Regions from separate parts of the Mus musculus genome. Here all the other regions are linked to region 2. Evidence: chromatin loops called from intact Hi-C (ENCODE). Cell type or tissue: heart. All regions are shown on one strand.

Region 1 (8,000 bases), 1.1 Mb before region 2:
GAATTACAGAGGTTCCTGTACACTTAATACCAAAAGAGAATTCTTCCTTCTCTTTAAAGAAAGGTAATGTTTGAATAACTATTCAAATAATACAAATACATATGTAATGTAACACAGTAGAGGTATATTAATTATATAATACATTAAACATATACAAAATGATATATAAAAATGTTTAAAAATGTCCTCCAAAGCAAAAGTGTTACCATCTAAGGTGGGTAATTTCATCATAGAAAACAAAGAGATGTGTAATTTGTCTAGGACTATTACATTTTTGATAAATTATAATTTACTGTCATTATAAAAATTCAAACAAAAAGACTCAGTCTGATTCTTACCCTCATTTTTACTTTTTTCTGTAGTATGATTTGTTGGGTTTCGGACCCTGGACAAGCAGCTGAGGTGCCTGTTTAACACACCAAAACAGACCTGGCATCTAGGTTCTCCCAGCATCCCTCACTCTCTACTGTTATAGGGCATGGCTGCCATACACCATCCTCTAAGATGAGCTTCTCTTGCCCCAAGAAACTCTTCCTTCTTTGCTCCCTTGGCATTTTCTCCATCCTATGTGTGCACCAACTTTCTCCCTTTCTCTTCCCTGTCCCCTGTCTCCCTTCTCATGACAACTTCACTGATCTCCTAAAAGGTCAGTGAACTCACCCAAGAGCTGTTATCCAGAGCAGACATGACCCTAAGCAATGTGAGGACAGGGAAGAGCCAGAGATGTAGCTATTCTAGAATTAATATGCCTTCACAGGGAGAAACCAATACAAACACAATTAAAAGAATAATTAAGAAATGTGTCTTTAATGACAGCATGCATTCAGCTCTGGCTAATGCTCAAGTAGAGCACTGAGAACAGGTTTCATATTTCCTATATGCTGTCAACCTAAGTCTCTTTTAGGTTCAGTCTCCATAGTATATTATATTTTGAACAATTTAAATATGGACAATAGACTGCAAGTCTGGCCACTCACATCACAGATGGGAGATTTACAAAGCACAGATATTCCCATAATTTGTTTTTAAATCTCAATTGCTCTATTTTACCAATGAAGACCCAGAAGCTAGAGCTGGGTTGAAAGTCTGCTAATCAGAGGAAGAGAAAGTAACCAGCTGACTTTTCTCCTCAGCAGATGCTCCACCAAGAATGGTGCTCTCTCATACCACAGTAAAAAATCCTTCTAATGTGTGCATCTCTATTCATCTCACTGACTCCTTCTTACTCTTTATGGTTTTTTTTTCTTTTTCTTTTTTCTTTCTTTTTTTTTTTTTTTTTTTGGTTTTTCCGAGACAGGGTTTCTCTGTGTAGCCCTGGCTGTCCTGGAACTCACTCTGTAGACCAGACTGGCCTTGAACTCAGAAATCTGTCTGCCTCTGCCTCCTGAGTGCTGGGATTAAAAGCGTGTGCCACCACGCCCGGCTATGTTTTTTTCTTATCAATCCTAATTACACCTTTGCCAACTGGTTACTTACTCTGACTCTTAACCTATGGGTGACTTTATTAAATCCTGTTTACAAAATTCAAGCAGGAAGTTCATAGATTAAAGGTGTGGGCTAAAGTTGAGCCACAGCATAATTAAAAATAGGTTTTCCAGTGAATAACATGGGGTTCACAGTGAGAACAAATATCCTGCAACACAGAGTCATTTATTATTATTATTCTTTTTTTTTTCTCGATACAAAATGAAGAAGTTTATTTTCTGGCATGTTGTTGTTGATCTTCAATTAGTCCCTCAAGTGACTAGAAGGTGACCCTGAATGGCCATTACAAGCAGTTTTATACTTTCTAGGGGCACAGGTTACATCAGCAAGGTTACAGTTCAAACTTATTGCCTAAGCATATTGACCATTAAATCTATTGGCTAGCAAGCATGACATACATTTGAACTCTACCTGGGACTTTCCAGAGGGTACTATCATTCAGTACATTCTGAGAATTTTTTACTCAAGAATATTCCTGTGGGTGGAGAATGGAACTTGGCCTAGCCTTGACCCCAGGCGGGAGAGGGAAGCTGTAAGGAGGGTGTGGGAATAGAAAAAGCCCTTAGGGTCCCTCATTCTCCCTTTTTTCTTGTACAAGCTCCAATACTGGAGCTAAATTCAGTGGTCTGGGGTAAGTAATTCATATTCTTCAGGTCCTGTCCTCAGGGTCTCATATTGTTGGCACAGGACCATCAGCTGCACTGTTCCTATTCTCTTTTATGAAGGCTGTAAGATTGTTCAATATGCAGGGTACACATGTCAATAGCAAGAGAACAATTAGGGGTCCTAACAAGGTGGATATGAGGGTGGTTTACCAAGATGAGGAGTTAAACCAAGACTCAAATCAGCCCTGACAGGGTTCTAAGTGGAAGGCCCCAGAGGATGAGAAAGATAGGAAATGTAGAAAGTAGAAAAGATAAAAGCTGGGGAGGGGAGGTCTTGTGCAAGCTATGTCTTATGCCAAATAGGCATCTTAAGAATAGCATCTTGTGTTCTACTGACCAAAGGCAAATGGAAAGAAATGGGAAATTTCTATGAAGTCAGTAGAAACTACCATACAATGGGACAAACTCAGGGGGACTCTAATAAAATAATACTGTACAAGGGAACACAGGGTATTTCAAGGTCATCACTTAAAGCCTACAGAGGTCTTGGGTCTGATAACCACAACCCCATATGGTGAGAAGTGTTTGGTTCTCAGGATCTGAAGTAACCTTCCCCCAGAGGCTTTGGCCTCAGATCATTACCACCTCTCCCAAGCATGTTCCTTGCTTTAGTAAAGGGACTCTTCCTATAGTGTTACAATCCCCTTCAGCTCCATCAGTCCTTCCCTTAACTCTTCCACTGGGTTCCCATGGCTGGGTCCAATAGAAAGAACAACAATATTAACTAACCAGACCTGTCTTAGTCAGGGTTTCTATTCCTGCACAAACATCATGACCAAGAAGCAAGTTGGGGAGGAAAGGGTTTATTCGGCTTACACTTCCATTCTGCTGTTCATCACCAAAGGAAGTCAGGGCTGGAACTCAAGCAGGTCAGGGAGCAGGAGCTGATGCAGAGGCCATGGAGGGATGTTCTTTACTGGCTTGCTCAGCCTGCTCTCTTACAGAACCAAGACTACCAGCCCAGAGATGGTCCCACCCACAAGGGGCCTTTCCCCCTTGATCACTAATTGAGAAAATGCCTTACAGTTGGATCTCATGGAGGCATTTCCCCAACTGAAGCTCCTTTTTCTGTGATAACTCCAGCTGTGTCAAGTTGACACAAAACTAGCCAGTACAAGACCCATCAGTGCCCCCAGGAACTAAACCACCAACCAAAGAGTATATATGAGTGGGTTCATGGCTCCTGCTACATATGTAGCAGTAGCAGAGGACTGCCTTAACTAACATCAATGGGAGGGGAGGAGCTTGGTCTTGTGGAAGCTTGTTGCCCCCCTGGGGGTAGGGGGGGATGCTAGAAGGGTGAGGCAGGAGTGGGTGAGTGGGTAGGAACCCTCATAGAGGCAAAGGGGAGGGGATGGGATGGAGGTTGTGGAGGGGAGACCAGGAAGGGACAACATTTGAATGTAAATAAGTAAAATAATTACTACTAATAATAAAGACAAAGGAAGAAAAAAAGGAAAAAGAAAAAGAAAAGTTCTATTTTACTCTCAATACATGAGGGCCTACCTGGCTCTGTCAAGCATGTTCCTGGGTTTGAGAAAGAGCTATGCCATTTTCTATACATAAGGGCCTCACAGAAAGCCTTGCTTGATCAAGCCAGTCCTGGACCCAACAGTGTTTTCCCTTTTCAAAGAGTTGCCAGCCGGTGTTCTCCTGCGAATATGGCAGAACTATGCTTTTTCTCAAGAAGAAAACTAGCAGCACTTTGTGATAAACAGCCTTTAATGTTGATTGGGACTCTATAACGCTCCCTTGAGCAGCCAGTTCTTTGCTATGAGGATGGCCCTAGTGGCTGGTTGTCAATCAGAGTAGCCTCCTTTGTTAAGCACTGGAGCACTTTTCTGGACAATCCTAGTGAACAAATATATCTATCCTAGCATCCTGATCTCTAACGGGTCTGGTTAGCACACTACTTATCTGTAGGGTGTCTCAGAGGCATTCCTCCCTCAGCTAAACTCTACTTGCTGTCGCTTAACTATCTCCTAAGCATTGGTAAATCCTTTAACATCATCAATTCTACTCTTCTACACCACAGTTTGATATGGGAGTGCTACCCAACATGAGATGCCTTTTATAACTTCTACAGAATTAACTCCAAATAGGTCTTACAGCTAAATGTTAAATGATGGGGGAGTTAACTTTTAGAAGTAGAGAAACTAGGCCTCTCTGAGTTTGACATCCTGCTAAGGATGTTTCCACACACAAGTCTCTGAGCCAGATGCTTTGAGCAGATGCCGCCCTCATAGTGAAGTTATTCACAGCCCACCGCTGGGTTCAGGGAATGACTAGGACAAAAAGGGAAGTAACAGGTGGTCAGATCTGGCCACACTTACCACCCAGACCCAGGGACAAGCCACCATACCAACTTCTGCTACACAACTGCCTGCTCCTTCCCTCTGTGGGCAGTGGCTCTGCACTCACCATGTCGCGAATTAGCAACTTGCTAGAGCTTCCCTCACAGCACCCAGCAGCAGCGCTTAGAGAAAAACAATCAGAACTTTTCCAGCAGGGTCCGTTATAGAGCTGAAACTGCCGCAAGGAACCCGGAAGGTCCCGCCTTCTCTCCTGACTGACAAATCCACCCCAAGGCTCCGATTGGTCACTAAGTCTTGCGTAACATGAACAGCTCCACCTCAAGGTTCTGATTGGCCATTAAACCTCCCTTAGGGTTAGAATGTGCAGATGGGACTCCGCTTGGTTGCTGGCCTGGTCTTCCACTACAGTATCATTCTTTCTGCAGATACACAGAGATTTGAATTTCAGTAGCGCTTGTGCCTGTTTTCCAAAAGCATACCCGTCTGTCTTCCCATCCAGCTCTGGGGAGAACCCACCGCGTCAGCTCGGGCTGCTCCTCCCCTTTGTAGGAATTGACCCTGCCCTCCCTAGCTCTCTAAATCGGGAAATCTGGAGCTTGCTTGAACTACCTTTGCTTTATTCATTAGGCACTTCCCTTTCTTCCTCCGGAAATGAAGGTGGATATGTAATGGAAATCAAGCTTGCGTATGTAATTGCCAAAATTAGCCTGTAAGCGTTACCGGCCCAGGAGCCAGGTAACTTCTAGCGATTCTGGGAATTGTAGTTTTTTTTTCTAAGTAACCCTCGTGAGAAAGTGCGGTGGCCAAATTGATTATCTGTATAAACCCCTACAATATGTGACCGGGGGCTATTCCGGCTGGGAAATTCTGCGGATATTTCTGACCCAGGTCCATCTCTTGGTCAGTACCTAATATTTAATAAACTGTTGCTTTTAATTTGGACCGAAATGGTGGTGGGGGGGGGGGAGGAGGAGGAGGGGGGGGGGAGGAGGAGGAGGAGGATGAGGAGGAGGGGAGGAGGAGGAGGAGGAGGAGGAGGAGGAGGAGGAGGAGGAGGAGGAGGAGGAGGAGGAGGAGGAGGAGGAGGAGGAGGAGGAGGAGGAAGAGAAAAAGCCCCAAATTCTCTTTTCATCCCGGATAATGGAGGGGTGGGCTGACCCAGCTGTGTCTAGGGTCTCCAGGAAATGCATTCCCTCTGCAGAATCCCAAGGTGAATGGCAGACTCTAAACAGTAAGCTTCCTGTTGGTTCCTGGATTATGGTTAAGAGATACCCTGTCTGATAAACAGGGTGAAATTGATGGGGTTTGTACACCCCATTCGGGCAATTGGGAGACGCCTATTTTTTTATTTTACTTTTTTATTCTTTATTTTTATGTATTTATTTATTGAGTAATTTCTGCGTAGTTGGAAGTTCATCCAAGGCCATCAGTTATTTTCTGATCCGTTATTTGCCTTGGAGCCTTGGAAATGCCATCTACTGACGCTGGGTGACAGAAACTGCAGTGGCCCAGTATGTGGCAACTTCACCTGGGTTCCAACGCCTAGGCTGTTCAACAAAGCAATTTCCAGAGGATACCAGGCAGTCCAGGGATTATACAAGAAATCAGTTGAAACACAATCCTATTGGTAAAATTGTCATAATCAGTCTGGTGAAACCTCTGTGCGACACCAATTCAGTCTTTACTGTTGTCTGTTTTGTGACTTGTCCACATCCGGTCTGTCCTCGTGGGTTACTATTTAGGGGGCGTCTAAATTAAACAAACACACAATATAAGGACTGATGGACCTAGAAGTAGCAAAGACCAATTTTAAATATTGTTGTCTTATATATCAGATCTGTCTTTGTATGATCTGTCTAGTGAAGCTGAGCCTCTGAATTTGTGATGCTCTGACTTGGGATGGTATCCAGGAGCCAAAGACTCTACCTTTCAGTCTACCTACAGTCGCAGGCCCTTCTTTTGCCTGCTCCTACCTCTGTCTAGCTGGCAGGAAAGCTGGGTCGATAAAAATGTAACATCTTAGAACACCAAGCATGGGTAAGGGGGACTTGCGGTTAAAGAATTCACAAGTAACACTTGGGGCCCAATGGATATCTTTGTAATGTCCAGAGCCTCACATAGAAGCCAAGTGCTGCTGGGCTGCCCTACCCCCAACTGCATTGAGCCAGACCCAGCTCCTCTCCAAAATATGGATGAATCTTTGATTTCTCTGCTTGTAAATTTTGTTGTTTTTGTGTAAGGATGCACGTGGCCATTGCATGCTGGTTTCTCATTGGTCTTCAAAGCATGAAAAATGTTGTTTCTCATTCTTGTAGCTAGTTTACTGGGCTCTAGTTTACTCTGGGTTTTCTGGACACAGGACTTCATATAATAGGAATTCAAATACTTCCAGTATATAGTCAACTTCCTTCCCTAACCACCCACCCAAACTCCTCCCAATGTTCCTTTTGCATTTCCCTCTCTCAGCCTGCCTTGTTGGTAGCTGTTGCCATTAACATCTCACTTCTCAAAACCCTTGGGTCCTTACTTATGAGGAAATTACAAAACACTCCTTTCTACAGCCTACCACTCTCCCTATGTCTTGGAGGCTTATGGACAAGTGCTGTAACACCACGCACATGGTATAAGTTACTGGATTCTTTGTAAATGTCACCAAATATGGTAATACTGCCCTGGCTTCTAGATACACTTTACTGACTTTTATTTACTCAGGTGCTTGGGTGCAACAAATTCAATTACTCATAATTAACTTTGCTTAAAAAGGTTAACACAGCTTCTAAACTTTTGTTCTGATACATAATACACAGTGCTAGCAGGGGAGAATCTAGAATCAATATAGATTTCATCATCAGAAACCTCAATTCACAATTTACAAAATTGATTCAACAGAAATTGCAGACACAGAAAAATATACTTTATTTTGGTCATATAAGGTTACATTCTAATATTCCAGGCATTTTGTCTAAGGGAAATACAAGGGAAGTTTGCCCTTACCACTGCCATTTTCTTAGGAATTAATAAACTACAGGAAGCATAAGAATCTCATAAGTGCTTATATCAAAATGCTTCAGTATTTCAATGATATTTTTTACTAACTAAATAGCAGAATCACCTTACAGCTAAAAATATCCTTCATGTGTACTCGTTAATATCAAGTCTTTACTCACTTATGTGTAACTCCTGGAGGGCTACTGTAAATCATATTTGCATGTGGATGTTACTCACATTTCCTGTTTGGGGAAGTTAAAATACGTTCAGGACATCATACCTACTTAATGTTTGCTCATTTTTGCTGTTCTCATATCAGGAGAAGCAGGTAAGGATGTGATCGCCCTTTTACTCAGAAATTTTGCTATTTTAGTTCTCAGTAAAATATTAAAACTGGCAATTCTTCTCTATATACTGCCAAGCTTTTTAAAGAATGTTACCAATAATCTGTTCTAATTGAGCCACATCACAGGCATTTTATATAACTCTTAGCATCAATTGTTTGGGGAAAGATCTAATGGATGACTTAAAAATGCAGGAGAGAGAA
Region 2 (8,000 bases):
TCAGAATGAACAGTTGTATGTACTTTGACCTTAAAGAAATCACTGTAGAAAACACTGGTTGTTTTCTGTTGTCTATAGAGTTGTCTTTCTGGAAAACCTTAACAGCCTTTGCATAACTTTGGTAACAAGACACTCCGGGCACACCTGGAGCCGTACACAAGTTTCAGAGCTGTGATGTTTTCCTTCAGGAAACATATAGATTATATTATGGGCTTTGGTATGAGGAACTTGTTTCACCAAAGAAAAAACAATTTTTGTATAGCAATCTGTCATTATGCTTTTGTGTGCCTGTTCGATGTTCGGTTCAAGGAGGCTGAACCTCCCTGCTGCCTGCAAGGGCATACTTCAACCTGAAATGTCTCCTTCTCCCATCAACCCCTAAGAAGCAGAAAACTGAAAAGTTTTAAATTACTACAAATGATAGAGACCCATAGAATGTTAAAAAATCATTATTATTCGAGTATACAACCAATTCCTCAAGTTAGAAATGAAAGTGGAAACTTTGAAAGGCCCTAAAGAGACTTAAAGACAAACTATTCCAACATTGTCTCATAGAAAGCACACTCAACATAAAGGAGTAAGCCTCTACACAACCGTCCAGCTTTGCACCCCAAGAGCCTGTCAAAAAAGAACAGATAGCAGCCCACAGAAGGAGGAAGGAAGAAAAACCAAATGAAAACGACCTCTGTGCAGGCAAAAAAAAAACAAAAACAAAAACAAAAAAAAACAAAAACAAAAACAAAAACAAAAAAAAAACAAAAACAGCACTTTAGAGATTTAGGCAGAACTATAATGACAAGAGTATTCGTGCAGTGCTAGGCTTCTCCTTACTCAGAGTGAAGGGAAGAAAGTAAACCCGTATTAACTCAGATTTTTGGTCACAGTAATTTCTTGGGTAACTGAATGTAAAATAATAGCTACTAAAAAGACATCTGAAAACTTAATAGCACATTATTAGGTGTATGGTATCACCTCCTCTCTGACTCTACCACGTCAACTCTACACCCGAAGAATGGACATCATACTCACTGAGGTTAGGTGAACAGTCGGCTTGGGCCGTGCACAGAAAGCACCACATACCACATACCATGTTGTCACTGTAAGTTTCAAAACCAAAGACGGTTCATATGATTAAATTTAAAAGTGGCAGTTTTCCTAACCTGCCTTGCTCCCAACTAATTGAGACAGAGATACACTGATTTAGTCAGTAAGCTTTAATCAGAATAGCTGAGCAAAACTTTTAAGCCTTGATGCTACCTAGCTACTCTACTTCCCAGCCACACACACCGAGTTACTTACATTTAGTCTCTCCTTGGCTCCTTGGTGTAGCTAGGGGTGCACATGGAGAACGCACTTGGTGAAGCCTCCTCATGCCTGACCTCATAGCAACAATCCCCTTCTTCCTCTACCTCATGGCCTTCTTCTCTTGTACCCTCACCTGCCTCATGGTGAACTCCTTCTCCCTGCTCTTCTCCCCCGGGACTCCTGGCTGAGACTGGAAGTCTAATCTTCCTCTCTACTCTGCCCAGTCATTTGCTATTCAGTCCATTTGAGTTAATTGGGGAACATTCTTTACATCACATTGATATAGGCGATTCTTCAAAATTCATGACAATGCCCATGTCTGGGCTTTAAGCAGATCTCAGGGCACAGAAGTCAGCATTTGAATACACAGTGCATGAGGCCAACCCTCAACAAATTTTAATTTAAAATCAAGGGCAATACATGTCAAAGACACATGTCTCTGAGTGGCCTTGTTCTCCTGAGCTAATCTATTTTCATTCACAGACATGAGGCTGGCAAGCAATATGAAATTTGACAAACTTGGGCTCTGCGAGGCTTGAACTAAATGCTGCCTATCTCCTTATAATACACCTGACAAAGAGCATTTGGTGATCTTACAGAGGTCCCAGGTTCAGTACCCACATGGGGCTCACAACTCTAATTCCAGGGTCTCAGATCTCCTCTTCTGGCTTCTCTGGGCATTAGGCACACACTTGGTGCACCTATATACAACCAGTCAAATGTTCATATGTGTAAAATAAAAACAAACCTTGAAAATGAAACACACACCCAAATCTGCTTTTACTAAAAAGCATTATGCGTGTCTTCTACACTTTGGCTCTTACTACTACTCTGCTGACTCCTAGCCTACTTCATGCCCAGCCCAGCCTCCATAATGCAGTCATCCTGCAGCCTCCGAGTGTAGAGTGCTAAGATTACAGGACAGTCGTGTGCCACCACAACCTGCAGCACTACTTTAATACATAATGCTTGATTTCTAAACTTAACCTTAAATCTGTGCCCTAGAGACAGACATAGGGTCACTAGGTCACTTTAACTATTCTTCTACTTAATGTAACCAATGTGTGGAGTCTCACCCTCTGGTTTTCTTTTCTTTTTTTACCAAATGGTGTGTGTGGGAGGGGGGGTTAGGTGGAGAAAGTAGCTCACTGGGGAAACAGTTTTTGTTTTTTTGTTTGTTTGTTTTTAAGGGCTATTCTTTCTATAGAAAGAAAGAAAGAAAGAAAGAAAGAGAGAGAGAGAGAGAGAGAGAGAGAGAGAGAAAGAAAGAAAGAAAGAGGAAAAACTTATAGGGATGTGTTGCCTGTCAGTGTGTGCACCAGGAGGCCAGAGGGGAGCAGTGGGTTCCTAGGAACTGCAGTTCCTGGCAGCTCAAAGCCACAGTGTGAATGTGGATAGTGGGAACCCAACAGTGCTCATCCACATCTCAGTCCCTCCGCTTTCTGCTTTTCACCTCACTGGTCTCTACAGGAGGCTACTGGTTGAGGCTGGCCCTTGCCTGTTTGGAAGCAGAAACCTAGGCTTCTGACCTAAAACCTCTTTAGAGCACACCTTTCTTTTTTTTTTTTTTTTAAAGATTTATTTATTATATGTAAGTACACTGTAGCTGTCTTCAGACACTCCAGAAGAGGGAGTCACTTGTTACAGATGGTTGTGAGCCACCATGTGGTTGCTGGGATTTGAACTCCGGACCTTCGGAAGAGCAGTCGGGTACTCTTACCCACTGAGCCATCTCACCAGCCCCCAGAGCACACCTTTCTGCTCCCAGCCACACATATGAACCCCTATAGTTATGTAAACTGACAACAGAAATTGAAAATTGAATTCGGTTTAGGTTTTTGTTTTTGTTTTTTAATCCCTTTTCTGTTTTCAGCTCCAGCTCCATATAGGAAATTTAACACCGGGAGGAAATGATCAGAACACCTGGTGTCTGGGGTGAAACTAAGGCTTAAATCCTAGGTAGGATGCCTGGGACCACACTAAACAATTTACCCCTATTCCCTGGTTTTCATACAGTTCCTTCTATTCAATAAAAGCAATCTATTGCTAATACTGCTTAGACTGACATAGATACTGCGTCCCCAGTTTGGGCGAAAACATACATAAATTCATTTTCCCTTTTTCTCTTACTCCTTGGAGTTTTTCTCCAGTTACCAGCTACGCAAACACAAAGGGACCAGAAAGCAGCGCGGTCGCCCTCACAAGCACCGCACATTGATCGCAGGCTCGGATCCTGCAGCGCCCATGCACTCACTCCTGCCCAAACTGTGTCCCTGAACACACAACGTTCTCGAACGATGTGGCAAAATCCCACAGCAGAGCATATCGGTAAGTGACAAAACAAAAGCGAAAACCCCGCAAGAGAAGAATGAAAACAGGGCTGATGCCCACCTGCAGCCATCAGGCAACACAAACCGCGGCGGGACAGCTCGGTGTCCTGCCAGCCTGACGGTCACTCACCTCACGCTGCAACTCACAGAGCCCGGCACAAAGCACGTGGGGCACCAAGTCCACCCGCAGACATGCACAACCCCAACTGTCCAGACTCCAAGCACAAGCGGTCCGAGCAGGAAACTACATCTGGATCCAAGAAGTTGTGCGCCCCTAGGTCACTTCCGGTTGTTTTGTAATGGTTATCACGGCTTACACGCCTCCCACTTCGGGGACGGCGCGCATGCGCGCTACCACTGGCAGAGATAAATCTTGCCAATACTTACTATGGCTCATCTAGTGGTTCTTGCTCTTTCAGAAAGTACCATGGCTGCACTCACGCTCCAGTGATAAGGAAGCTACCATCAAAGTGCCTCAGTTCCTTATAACCAGGCAAGACTGGTGGAAGGTGATGTATTGAAAGCCCAAGGCTGTCTCACGTGGCCACGGGAGTTGTTGCCTACCAGTATTTGTATCTACTTCTAGGAGTCTAACATTGTATCCTCATAAAAGTATCTTTTCTAGTGATTTTTAAATTTTTATTAGACTTATTTCATATATTTTGCCTGCATGTATAATCATGCCCCCCGTGCATACCTACTGGCTGTGGAGGTCAGAAGAAATGATAGGAACCCCTGGGATTGGAGCTACAGGTGATTTTGAGTCCTCATCTGGGTGCTGTGAATGGAAGCCAGAACATCTGCAAGAATAACAACTGCTCTTGGCCAATGTCTCTCCTTTTCTTTGCCTTTTCTCTTTATTTTCACCCGACCTTAAAAGGGTTCTCATTTATTTTTTTTTGAGATTGTCTCACTTTGTTGGCTTGACAGGCTTGGAACTGGCCATGGAGATCATTCTGGCTTTGCACTCTCAGACATCTCATGGCCTCTGTCTTCTTCTGAGTCCTAGGATTAAAGTTGTTTACCACCACACCTGACCTTTTCTCATTTTTCAAAGATTGAAAACTAGGAAGGATTATCAGGAAACAGGAAAGGGAAGCCATATGGAAGATTAAAAGTGAAAATATGAGATGAACCATCATGTGCTTCTGGCTGGAGGTATCTCATGATCCCCAGAGAATAGAACTCTCTTCTTGCTGAGAAGTAAACTGAACCACAGCTCATTCACCAGGAAAATGGAGCACTTGCCTCATAGATGGTGATGACTTACTAACGAGAGGCAGAAGCTGAAGCTGCACATGCATAAAATCAGAAGTTAGTGTCTATACATGAGAGAGAACATGTTGTGATTGTCTTCCTAATAATCCTCAATTGCCTCATTCATCTTTTCCAATTTATTCCATCTTTCTATAGGTTTCATTTTTGATTACCTAATAAAATTCCATTAAATTTATAATAGAGTTTAATTATACATCTGTCTGTATTGATGAACATATAGACTGATACCTTTTATTTGCTTTTGTGAAAATAGTAGAAAGAATAGTGGTAAACAAGGATATGTTAATATCTCTTTGCTATGATATGGATTCCCAGTGTGTGTGTGTGTGTGTGTGTGTGTGTGTGTGTGTACATATACATATGATTAGCTAGGCCACAGGATAGATCTAGTTTTAGTAATTTTAGAAACCAACACTAAGGGTGCATACTGAATCCCTGTTCTCCAAAATACATCTAAACAACCAAAGAACAACAACAAAAACCCCAAATGATTTTATTAAGATTACCACAATCGAAGTTCTCCTCCAACAGTGAGTAAGGCCTCCCTCATTCACATTTAAGCAGAACTTGTTGTCCTTTTCTTTCTTTTCTTTTTTTTTTTCCTTTTTTTGGTTTTTCCAGGCAGAATTTCTCTGTATAACTCTGGCTGTCCTGGAACTCACACCATAGACCAAGCTGGCCTCGAACTCAGAAATCTGCCTGCCTCTGCCTCCCAAGTGCTGGGATTAAAGGCGTGCGCCACCATTGCCCAGCAGTTTTGGGTTTTTCATTTTGTTTTTCTGTTGTTGTTTATGTGATTTCTCTTTCACACTCTTTTATTTCTTTTGACCATTAAGCCCTGATTCATCGGGACTACAATCAGGCAGCTCAGGATCTTTCCCATGGGTTGTCAAAGTGCTCCTCTCTGGGAGGAACAGGCTGCAGCTTCAGCTGAACCCAGGTACCCTCTTCTTGTGGTTCTCTATTTTCTGACTATTTCCCTTTACCCTTTTCAGGACACTATCTTGACTATTAGGAATGCTCATTTTCATTTTGCTGGAAGTTAAATGTATGAGATATATTCAGTACTGGAAGTGTAAAATTTATTATGATCCTCTACAGAACCATTTCAAGTACAAAATTTAATTGTAAATAAGTTAATTAAGTGATATATATTTTGATAAATTTGGATGTGTTATTGTTGTGTGCAAGGGTTTTTGGGTTTTTATTTTTATTTTATTCATTATTTTATTTATTACATCCCAGATGTTACCCATCCTCCAGGTCCCCCCTCCTAGAATTCTTTCCCCCTTTCCTTCACCTCTGAGAGGGTCTCCCACCCCCTACCCTGGGCATCCCCTATCTACAGGATAAGACACATCCTCTCCCACTGAAGCTGGACAAGGCAGTCCTTGTTACATTATATGCCAGGGCCAGAAAGTACAGAGTACCCATGATACACCCCACAGACCCTAAGAAATTGAACAAGAAGTTCTTCAATCTCACTTAGAAGGGGAACAAATTAATCATGGGAGGCACAGGGAAGAAGAGTGGTAGATGGGAGAGGAGGGAGGGGGAGGAAAAAAAGGGGGGCAGGATCAGGTATGGGGAGAGACAGGAGAGAAGCAAAGAAGACCAGGAAAATGGTTGGAAATGTGCAGCTGCCTGAGGTGGGTGGCTTGGTTGGGTGGTGTGGGAAACCTCTTGAAAGTCCCAGAGACCTGGGAGGTGGGAGGCTCCCAGGACTCATTGTAGGTGACCTTAGCCAAAATGCCCAACACTGGGGAGATAGAACCTGAAGAGACCATCTCTAGTAAATATACAGGGCCCCAGTGGAGGGTTGGGGTCACCAAACCACTTTCAAAATTTTTGGCCCAGAATTATTCCTGTCTAAAAGAAATGGTGGGACAAAAAATGAAGCAGAGACTTAATGAAAGGCCATTCAGTGACTAACCCGATTTGGGATTTATCCCATGGGAGGGCACCAAACTCTGACACTATTGCTGATGCAAGCTTTTTTTTCTTTTTTCTTTTTTTTTTTCTTTTGACAGAATCTCACTATGTAGACAACACGAACTTTGAATTCACAGAGATCCTTCTCCTCTCAAGTATTGGGATTAAAGGAATGTGTCACACTATGCCCGGCTGCAGACTGTTATTGCTTTATAACAAAGTTGATTTTAAAGGGAATGCTTTATATGCTCAATATACACATTAATTCTTTTTTCAGCCACCTTGTCCTTAGCCAGGTGAAGTGACATATGACTTTAGTCCAAAAACTCACTTGGTAGAAACAGGCAAATATCTGTGAGTGTGTGGCCATTTGGGTCTACATAGTGAGTTTCAGGTTTACCTGGTATATAGAGAGAGACTCTCTGTCAAAAAATAAAACAACAAACAGATACCAAGCTCGCCAATGAGTTGCTCATTTACTACACTGCCAACAGCATGCCGGGTTGCATTGTAGAGCCTCATACTTTTGCCATGGTGACATTTGTGGGGCGTTAGTTTGTGAACAACACCCATTCCTCATGTATCTAAATACCACTTTTCTTATACATTCTCCTATATCTGACCAAAGGGAAGACCCCCGTTCTCTTAGGGGCCTAACACAGAAGGCACTGCTCATCTTCCTTGTTTGTCATTTTAAAGAATTACTGCCAAATGATGGAAACGTTTGTTCCCGTTTTTATTTCTGAGTGTACTCTGGATCTATGATTCACAGTCAGGTGTAGTTAACAATGTTTTCTCTCATTCTGTGTGTTGTCTTTTCACTTGAGTAACCATTTCCTTTGTTTTTACAGAGCTTTTGAATTTTGTGACATCCATTAGCTTATCGTCACTATTATTTCCTGAGGAACAACAAGACCTTCAGGAGTTCCTCACCTCTGTCTGTATCCTGAATAATGTTCCCCTATGTATTCCTCTAAAAGGTTCGACTTGGAAGCTCCTACATTGAGGCTTTTAGATTGAAATACCTAGATTAGGAATGATTTTTGTGCAGGGTGAGAGATAAAGATCGGTTTTCATTCTTATACACGAAAGATCCCCAGTGAAACTTGTGTTAGTGTTTTTGAAAATGGCTTGGAAAACCTAGGCTGGAAGAGG
Region 3 (8,000 bases), 190 kb after region 2:
CCATGGAAACTCCCTAGTGCTGTTTTTCTCCATCAACCGCAGCCTTTGTTTTTACTTTTCCCCAGCAGTTGCTTTTCTTCCACTCTAGTTGTAGATTAGCCATTTTTTATTTTTGAAAAGGTTTATTAATTTATTATATGTAAGTACACTGCATCTGTATTTAGACACTCCAGAAGAGGGAGTCAGATCTTGGTAGGGATGGCTGTGAGCCACCATGTGGTTGCTGGGATTTGAACTCAGGACCTTCAGAACAGCAGTCGCTGCTCTTAAACTCTGAGCATGGGGTTTATAATTTCCACAAAATAACTCATAGAAGCGTCTATACTGTCATATTTCTGGCTCTCCACTTACTGCTGCTCTGTCTTCCACACTGAGAGGCTCCATGCTCTTTGGAAATGAAGGTGATCAGAAAGGTAAGCTCTGTCTGGCTTTGTAGACCCTCGGGCCCGAAGTAGGTTTCAGGAAGTCCCAGTCCTACTGATTTGCACACAAGGTCATGTTAAACAGTAGTTTAATGTCTACTTCCTGTCACATGGATTTTGTCACAAGATGTGGAATCTGACATGTCCACCTTCACAATACCATGCACACCTGGAAAACCTCTGCATCTTCAAAACTCCTATTATGACCAATAGTTGAGTTTCCTTGAATCACATCTTTGCAGTTGGTGGTCATGAAAAGTTCAAAGGATTCCAATCAAATATTACTGAAGGATGATCTCTATCACCTTCTCTCTACCAGTTTCATAACTGTTGGGAAAAGTTATCACACAAAACAGAATGTGGAATGCAATGGTCAGAACTTCTAGGAACTAGACCTTCCAGTTTCCAGTGGACTTCCCACTGCATCCGAAAACCAATGCCTCTGTGTGTACCATGGACGGAGATATTATAAGTACCACACACTTCCATTGCCAGAGCTACTCCTCCCTAGGGAATTCATACTTAGTGAGGCTCAAGGGCCAAGAGCCTTTGCTCAAGTTACCATATGTATTAACAAAACCACAATCTAGCTCTCAGTACATGTCACTCTTTAGCTAACTGGACCTGCTCTTCCTGGTCTGGTGACAGTGGCTCCCAGCCTGAACATGGCATGGTTTCTGGACTCCCTCATAGCTAGCTACAGCTACTTTAGAGAAGAATCCTGGAATGAACCTGTAAGTCCCCACCCACTGGTACTACTAATTTCTTGGCTTACCCAGAGTGCTTCATTGGCTGATACAACCAACCAGTTCTCAGGAAAGTAGCAGCTACTCCATTAAGGGATCAAAGATCAAAAGGCTCAGACAGTGAGGCCTTCCTAGCTCTGTCCTTCCAGCCTCTGGCCAGAGAGAGCCCTAGACTGGGAAAATGTATTTTAGTCAAACTTTGGAGTCACCAGATCTCTTCCTGTTCTCCTTCCAAGGCACAGGGTCCTCTTTGTGAACATTACACGGCACAATCAGTGTACAGTGCAGTCATCTCTACTTCATAGAAAGTAAGTCCTGCACCCAAACTTCAGTCAAATTCAAACAGTAACAAGGATTACAGGAAAAACTGGCAGCTGGGTATGGTGGCGCTCACCTTTAATCCCAGCACTTGAAAGTAAGAGAGGCAGAGAGGCAGAGAGGCAGAGAGGCAGAGGCAGGCAGAACTCTCTGAATTCAAGGCTAACCTGGTAGATGGAACAAGTCCTAGGACCACAAGCTCATCACTCAGAAAAACCAGTTTTGAAAAACAGACAACCAAAAAACATAGTCAGTATGGCCATAGTACCAAAAGCAATCTACAAAGTCAATGCAATTCCCCTCAAAATTCAAACACAATTTTCTACACACATTGAAGTTGCAAGTCTCAGGCTGGAGAGAGCTCAGCATTTAAAATTACTGACTGTTCTTCTAAAGGTCCTGAGTTCAAATCCCATGAATCACATAATTGCTTACAATCATCTGTAATGAGATCTGAAGCCCTTTTCTGGTATGCCTGAAGACAGCTAGAGCGTACTTATATATAATAAATAAATAAATCTAAAAAAAAAATAGAAAATGGAAATCTCTACCTCATTTGGAAGAACAAACGCTCCCAGGATAGCCCAAACATTCCTGAACCATAAAAGAACTTCTGGAGACATCACAATTCCTGATCTCAAGCTGTACTACATAGCAATAGTGATAAAAACCAAATGGTATCAGTACAGACAGGCAGATCAATCGAATAGAATCAAATACCCAGAAATGAACGCACACACCTATGGACACTTCTTTGGCAAGGAAGCCAATACCATAGAATAGAAAAGAAAGCATTGTGAACAAATGTTCTGGTCTAACTGGCAGTGTGTATAGAAGAATCACCCTGCACAGGATGGATCAAGGACCTCAATTACAACCAGCTACACTGAATCTAATAGCAGACAAAGCAAAAATATCCTTGAACGCACGGGTACAGGGCACAGAATTTCCTGAATACAACATCAATGGCTCAGGATCTAAGACCAACAGTTAATACATTTCTTAAAAATGAAAAGCTTCTGTAAGGGAAGGACACTGTCAATAGGACAAAACAGTAGCCTACAAACTGACAAAAGATGTTCACCAACCCTATAGCCAATTAAGGGCTAATATCCAAAAGTTATAAAGAACCAACCAACCAGACAAACAAACAAAATTGTAGAAGATACTGGAGAAACTAGGCATTTCTGTGTTTGCCATCTTGCCAAGAAGGTTTCAACACACCAGCCCATGCTTAAATATTCGCGCAGATAAAGCCCCAGAGCAGAGTTATTCAGAGCAGCTAAGACCACAAACAACCTCACAAGTAGCCCTCCCTGTGTAGCAGAGGTTCGCGATGTGTACTCAGCCCCAGGGAGGACTCACCATACTCGCTCCAGTTGTTCAATCGCCTGCCCCTTCCCATTGGAAGCAGCTGCCATATACTCACCATGTCGCGGATTCAGAGCTCGCATGAATTCCCCTCACAGCACCCAGCAGTAGCACACAGAGCAGGACACACAAACCACACCACACTCCTCCTCGGATACAGCACGGAACCAACAGCAAAGCACCGGGAAGCACCCGCCTCCACTTCTGACTGGCAGGTCAGACTGGAGGCCTTGATTGGTCAGCAAGTCTCGAGTGACATAAGCACCTCTCTTAAGGTTAGTGTGTGCTGAAGGGACGCAGTTTAGTGATTCCTGGCCCATGCTGCTGTTCCATGGCCTACCGTTTTCCAGATAAGTAGGGTGAGAGTGCACTGATGGGATAAGGCAAAGTGGTTATGCTAGGACCCCAGGGGCCCAAATGTTGAGAACGCGACCCCTAGAGACACAGCTTGACAATAGATCGCTGCAATGGCGAGAGGTTTTTATTCCGATGCGGACAGGGTTGCTCAGCCTCGCAGGGAGAGTCAACCCAGATTGCTTACAGTAAAGGTTTTTTTTTTTTTTTTACTACTCTTCATTTGCGGGGCTTGGGGGGAGGGTTACACAACTTTATCATTGTTGGCTAGCAAAGTAACAGTTATGTTTTTTACTTTTGGTGTCAGCCAGCGATGTCAGAAACTGTCAGCAAGGTCGGTTTATCTTAGAATTCAAACTGAGGCCGGGGTCCCAGGGACCGTTTTTATTGTTATGGCTAATTTTGAGAACAGCTAGTCTTGCTATGGCAGTTGTGGTCATTTTGACCATTAGTCAGTCCTCTCAGATGGGGAAGGAGGCAGGCAGTCTTGAGCTTCTTTACACTGGCAGGGAAAGGCTTGTTTATATTAGCAGGGAAAGGGCAAGGAGCAGGGGGAAGGGAAAGGCTTCTGTAAACTGAGAATTCCTCAAGCAGCAGGGGGAGGGAAAGTCTTGCTTCTGTCTTCCAGCACTTCCCTTCTCCCTCCTGTAATCAAGGAAGATAGCTTGCAGGGCCCATTATTTAACTTGCAGTGAAATAAACAACCCAGCCCATAGGGGAAGGGCACCCAGAATATTGACAATTGAGGAGATTTTTAGGAAACACTAAGATTTTTGTTCTGAGGTTTCATGGTCAGGTCAGGTCAGGTAAACTGCAGCTATGTTTCACCTGGTAGGCATCAGATTTTACAAAGCCCTGGGAGCAAAGCAGGAAAAAGATGACAAACTCTACACAACAGTATTGCTAGCCAGCACATCTTCCTTAGTGGGAAGAGGAAAAAACCCACAGCTGTATTAATAAAGGTATCCTAATGGACAAAACTGATAGATCGAATCTCTCTGTATATGTAGAAGGTGGATTTATTGGAATGGCTTGTAAGCTGTGGTCCAACCAGTCCAACAATGGCTGTCTGCAAATGGACAGATGAAGAATATAGTAGTGGCTCAGTCCATGTGGCTGGATGACACTGCTGGACTTCAGTCTACATAACAATTAGGAATAAGTAGGCCAGTTTTCCAAAAACTGAGCTTGCTGGTCAGGGTAAGATATGAAGACCAGGAGAGAGAATTACCATCTTCAGTGACCTTTATAAATGTAGTCTGCCACTAGAAGCTGTGGCCTAGATTAAATATATCTCTTATCACTTCAGAAGATCCAGATTTAAAAGAGGGTTTACAACTTAAAAAGATATAATCATGAAAAATCCTTCACAGTACCGGAACTGTAGCAATTTTACTAATTCCATGTATAGCCAATTTGACGACCAAGAATAACCATCACAAGAGGCAAGGCAGAAGAGTTAAGACAGATTTCCTTCCATTTGCAGGCAAGGAGAACCTGGGAGTCATTTCCAAAGCAATGCTTTTTGTTTAATTTTAAAACTTACTTAAATTTATTCATTAATTGTTTTTTACAGTCCATACTTCATCCTCCTCCCTGTCTGCCCCGTGACCATTCTTCATACCATACCTTCTACCCCGACCTCGGTCTCCAAGAGGATGTCAACACCCCACCACTCAGCACCACCAGGCTTCCTCAATCTCTGTGGCTTTAAGTCATTTCATGGTTAGGTACATCTTCTCTCACTGAGGCCCAATGATGCATTCCTCTGCTGTTGGGAGCCTCATAACAGCTGCCTGGTTGGTTGTATGCTGCCTGCTTGGTGGCTCAGTGTCTTGAGAGATCTCAGGGTCCAGGTCAGTTGAGACTGCTGGTCTTTCCCTGGGGCCACCCTTCTCCTCAGATTTTTCCAGCTTTCCCAAATTCAACCATGGCAGTCCCAGACTTCTGTCTATTTGCTGAGTGCTATTATTTGCCTCTGATTCTTTCAGCTGCTTGCTGGGCTACTCAGAGGGCAACCATGCTAGGATCCTGTCTGCAAGCATATCACAGTACCATTAACAATGTCAGGACCCTGGACCCCCGTGAGATGGATCCCAATTTGGGCCTGTCACTAGATGTCCTTTATCTCCTGCTCTTCTCCATTTTGTCCCTGCAGTTTCATCAGACAGGAACAATTCTGGGTAAGAGCTTTTGACTGTGGGATCAAAACCTCATCTCTCCACTTATCATGTTCCTCCACTGGAAGTGGACTCTACAAGTTCCTACTCCCCACTCTAGAGCACTTTATCCAAGATCCCTCCCTTTGAATCCTTAGAGTCTTTCAACTTCCCTGTCACCAGTACATTCTAGAGTGTCCCCCTACCTCCAGAGTTAGCTGTTTCCATCCTCTCTGTTGACCCTCAGGGCTTCAGTCCTGTTCCCCAAACCCAATACCTGATCATGTTCCCTAGTCCCCCTTCCTGTCCCCACTCCCACCCAGGCCCCTCCTTCCCTCTGTTCCTCCCCCACCTTGGTTACTTTCTTTTCCCTCCCAAGTTGGATTGAGGCATCCAGATATGTGCCCTTCAGCTACTTTTCCCACTTGCAAAAGAGCTTCACTCTTTAATGTGGAACAGGGTGTTGGGGCACAAAGGTCCTTGCAGCCACAGATCACCAAGGATACTAGGAATTTTAAATATACAGAGGCCTGCATTCAATGAAGGAAAAAAAAATACCTACATTCAACCTAAATAGCTGGAAGTGCATTTTCGTACTGATCCAGTGACCTTTTGGCTCTTTGTGTAGGCAGATCTCATATAATGTTTGCTATAGAGGCAGACCTTACTCAAATTCTCCAAAATGACTGTCTTTAACTCTTTCCTTCCTAGATGGTTACCAATCATTAGATGCCAGGTCTTCTACCTACAGAAGCCCTCCTCACAGTTACATGTACTTTGTAAAAGGGTTTCTATGTAGTCACATATTAAACTTTATTGTGAACTTGGAATTGAACTGATTGGACTGATTTCTGCCTGGACACCTTTTCCCAAATTGTACTGTGCTTTCAATATGCTGACAATGAACCACATGATATTAAACTTCTTGAATTCTGATACAGGTTGACAAAGTCAGTCTGCACCTAACTCTCATTCTCATCTCTTAGAGTGGCCCACTTTCCTGTCTAATACCTACAGGGGCCTACTTGACAGATCTTTGGCCCACCAGAAACCTAGAATGCCTTGGATGGGAAACATTATCAAGAGTAGAAAACTGGGGCTGGTGAGGTGACTCAGCAGTTAAGAACACTGACTGCTCTTCTGCATGCCCTGCGTTCAAATCCTGGGTTCAAATCACATGGTGGCTTACAACGATGTATAATGATATCTGATACCCTCTTCTGGTGTATCTGAAGAGAGTGTACTTACCTATAACAATAAAGGGGCCAGAGCAAGCAGGGCCAGAGCAAGCAGAGGTCTTGAGTTCAATTCCCAGCAACCACATGATGGCTCACAACCATCTGTTCAGCTATACTCATATACATACAATAAGTAAATAAATCTTAAAAAAAATAGAAAACTTGGGGTGGAAAATATCTTAAATGTTTAGAGAATTGAAATTTCTTCTAGAGCACCGAGTTTTCTTCATTGTCAGTGTATAAGGCTGCACATTACTATGTGTAACTCCAGCTTCAGGAATTCTCACAACATCCCCTGGTATTCCTGGACCAGGAATGAATGGAGTACAGACACACATACAGACAAACACTCATACACAAAAATAATGATTAAATTTATTTTTGTAAAAAAAAAAAAGAGAAAAGTTACACCATAAAACTTATTTCTCAAGTTGGGTATGGTACAGAATTTCTTCCATAGATTGTCAGGATTAATATACTAACAATGGTCATCTTGCTGAACACTCTATTTTTTATTTATTTATTTATTTATTTGTTTTTTGTTTTTTTTTTTTTTTTGAGACAGGGTTTCTCTGTGTAGCCCTGGCTGTCCTGGAACTCACTTTGTAGACCAGGCTGGCCTCCAACTCAGAAATCCGCCTGCCTCTGCCTCCCGAGTGCTGGGATTAAAGGCGTGAGCCACCACGCCCGGTGAACACATTATTCCAATTCAATCCAATCCCCATCAAATTACAAATCAATTCTTCATAGAGTTAGAAAGAGCAATTTTCAAATTCATCAGGAATAACCAAAACTCCAGGATAGCAAAAACTATTCTCAACAATAAATGAACTTCTGGGAGAATCAGTATCCCAGACTTTTTAAGCTGTACTACAGAACAAGAAGAAGAACAGAAGGAAGGAAGGAAGGAAGGAAGGAAGGAAGGAAGGAAGGAAGGAAGGAAGGAAGGAAGAAAGGAGAGAGAGAGAGAGAGAGAGAGAGAGAGAGAGAGAGAGAGAGAGAGAGAGAGAGAGAGAATCTTTAAAAAAAAGAAAATGTTCATAGAATAAAACAGGGGTATGATATTTTGCAAGGACAATTTTTCTCCCCCCTTCCCTGCCTCCCTCCCTCCCTTCCTTCCTTTCATTCTTCTATTTCATTTTTGGTTTTTCGAGACAGGGTTTCTCTGTTTAGCCAAGGCTATCCTGGAACTTCCTCTGTAGAACAGACTTGCCTTGAACTCAGAAATCTGTAGGCCTCTGTCTTCCAAGTAGTAGGATTAAAGGCATGTTCCACTACTGCCTGGCTTTCTCTTCTTTTAATTGGACATTCTCTTCATTTACAATTCAAATGTTATCTCCTTTCCAGGTTCCCCCTCTCCCTGAAACGCCCAATCCCCTCTTTCCCTGCTTC

Evidence for each region. Hi-C counts contacts between places; a loop is a spot of excess contacts. Peaks named below come from ENCODE experiments on the same cell type or tissue, not always from the same donor. Only the 100,000 strongest peaks of a DNase experiment are listed, where the experiment ranks them.
Region 1: it touches region 2 in a loop (7-fold over the local background); 3 of 42 quality-filtered maps call a loop at or near these places.
Region 3: it touches region 2 in a loop (2.5-fold over the local background); 3 of 42 quality-filtered maps call a loop at or near these places.

What each region holds. Positions count from the first base shown.
Region 1 is chr7:41,388,656-41,396,655 of GRCm38, forward strand. AI987944 (expressed sequence AI987944) reads right to left here and starts at 4,724. Exons shown (of 5, transcript NM_001199330.1): 1 at 4,572-4,724. Gm17102 (predicted gene 17102) reads left to right here and starts at 5,043. Exons shown (of 2, transcript NR_166533.1): 1 at 5,043-5,365. In heart, a CTCF peak has its summit at 4,794; a DNase peak (open chromatin) is centred at 4,776; H3K4me3 peaks cover 1,773 bases; H3K27ac peaks cover 1,246 bases.
Region 2 is chr7:42,501,845-42,509,844 of GRCm38, forward strand. It overlaps Zfp141 (zinc finger protein 141), which reads right to left and starts at 3,909. Exons shown (of 7, transcript NM_001309388.1): 1 at 3,766-3,909. It overlaps Gm35353 (a long non-coding RNA gene), which reads left to right and starts at 3,983. Exons shown (of 3, transcript XR_391403.4): 1 at 3,983-4,949; 2 at 5,750-5,853; 3 at 6,944-8,000. In heart, a CTCF peak has its summit at 3,847; a DNase peak (open chromatin) is centred at 3,877; H3K4me3 peaks cover 1,243 bases; H3K27ac peaks cover 1,079 bases.
Region 3 is chr7:42,689,736-42,697,735 of GRCm38, forward strand. Zfp975 (zinc finger protein 975) reads right to left here and starts at 2,983. Exons shown (of 4, transcript NM_001008427.1): 1 at 2,916-2,983. The coding sequence starts at 2,918. It overlaps Gm38998 (a long non-coding RNA gene), which reads left to right and starts at 3,115. Exons shown (of 3, transcript XR_001778103.2): 1 at 3,115-3,216; 2 at 4,788-5,394; 3 at 7,956-8,000. In heart, a CTCF peak has its summit at 3,220; a DNase peak (open chromatin) is centred at 3,086; H3K4me3 peaks cover 1,832 bases; H3K27ac peaks cover 967 bases.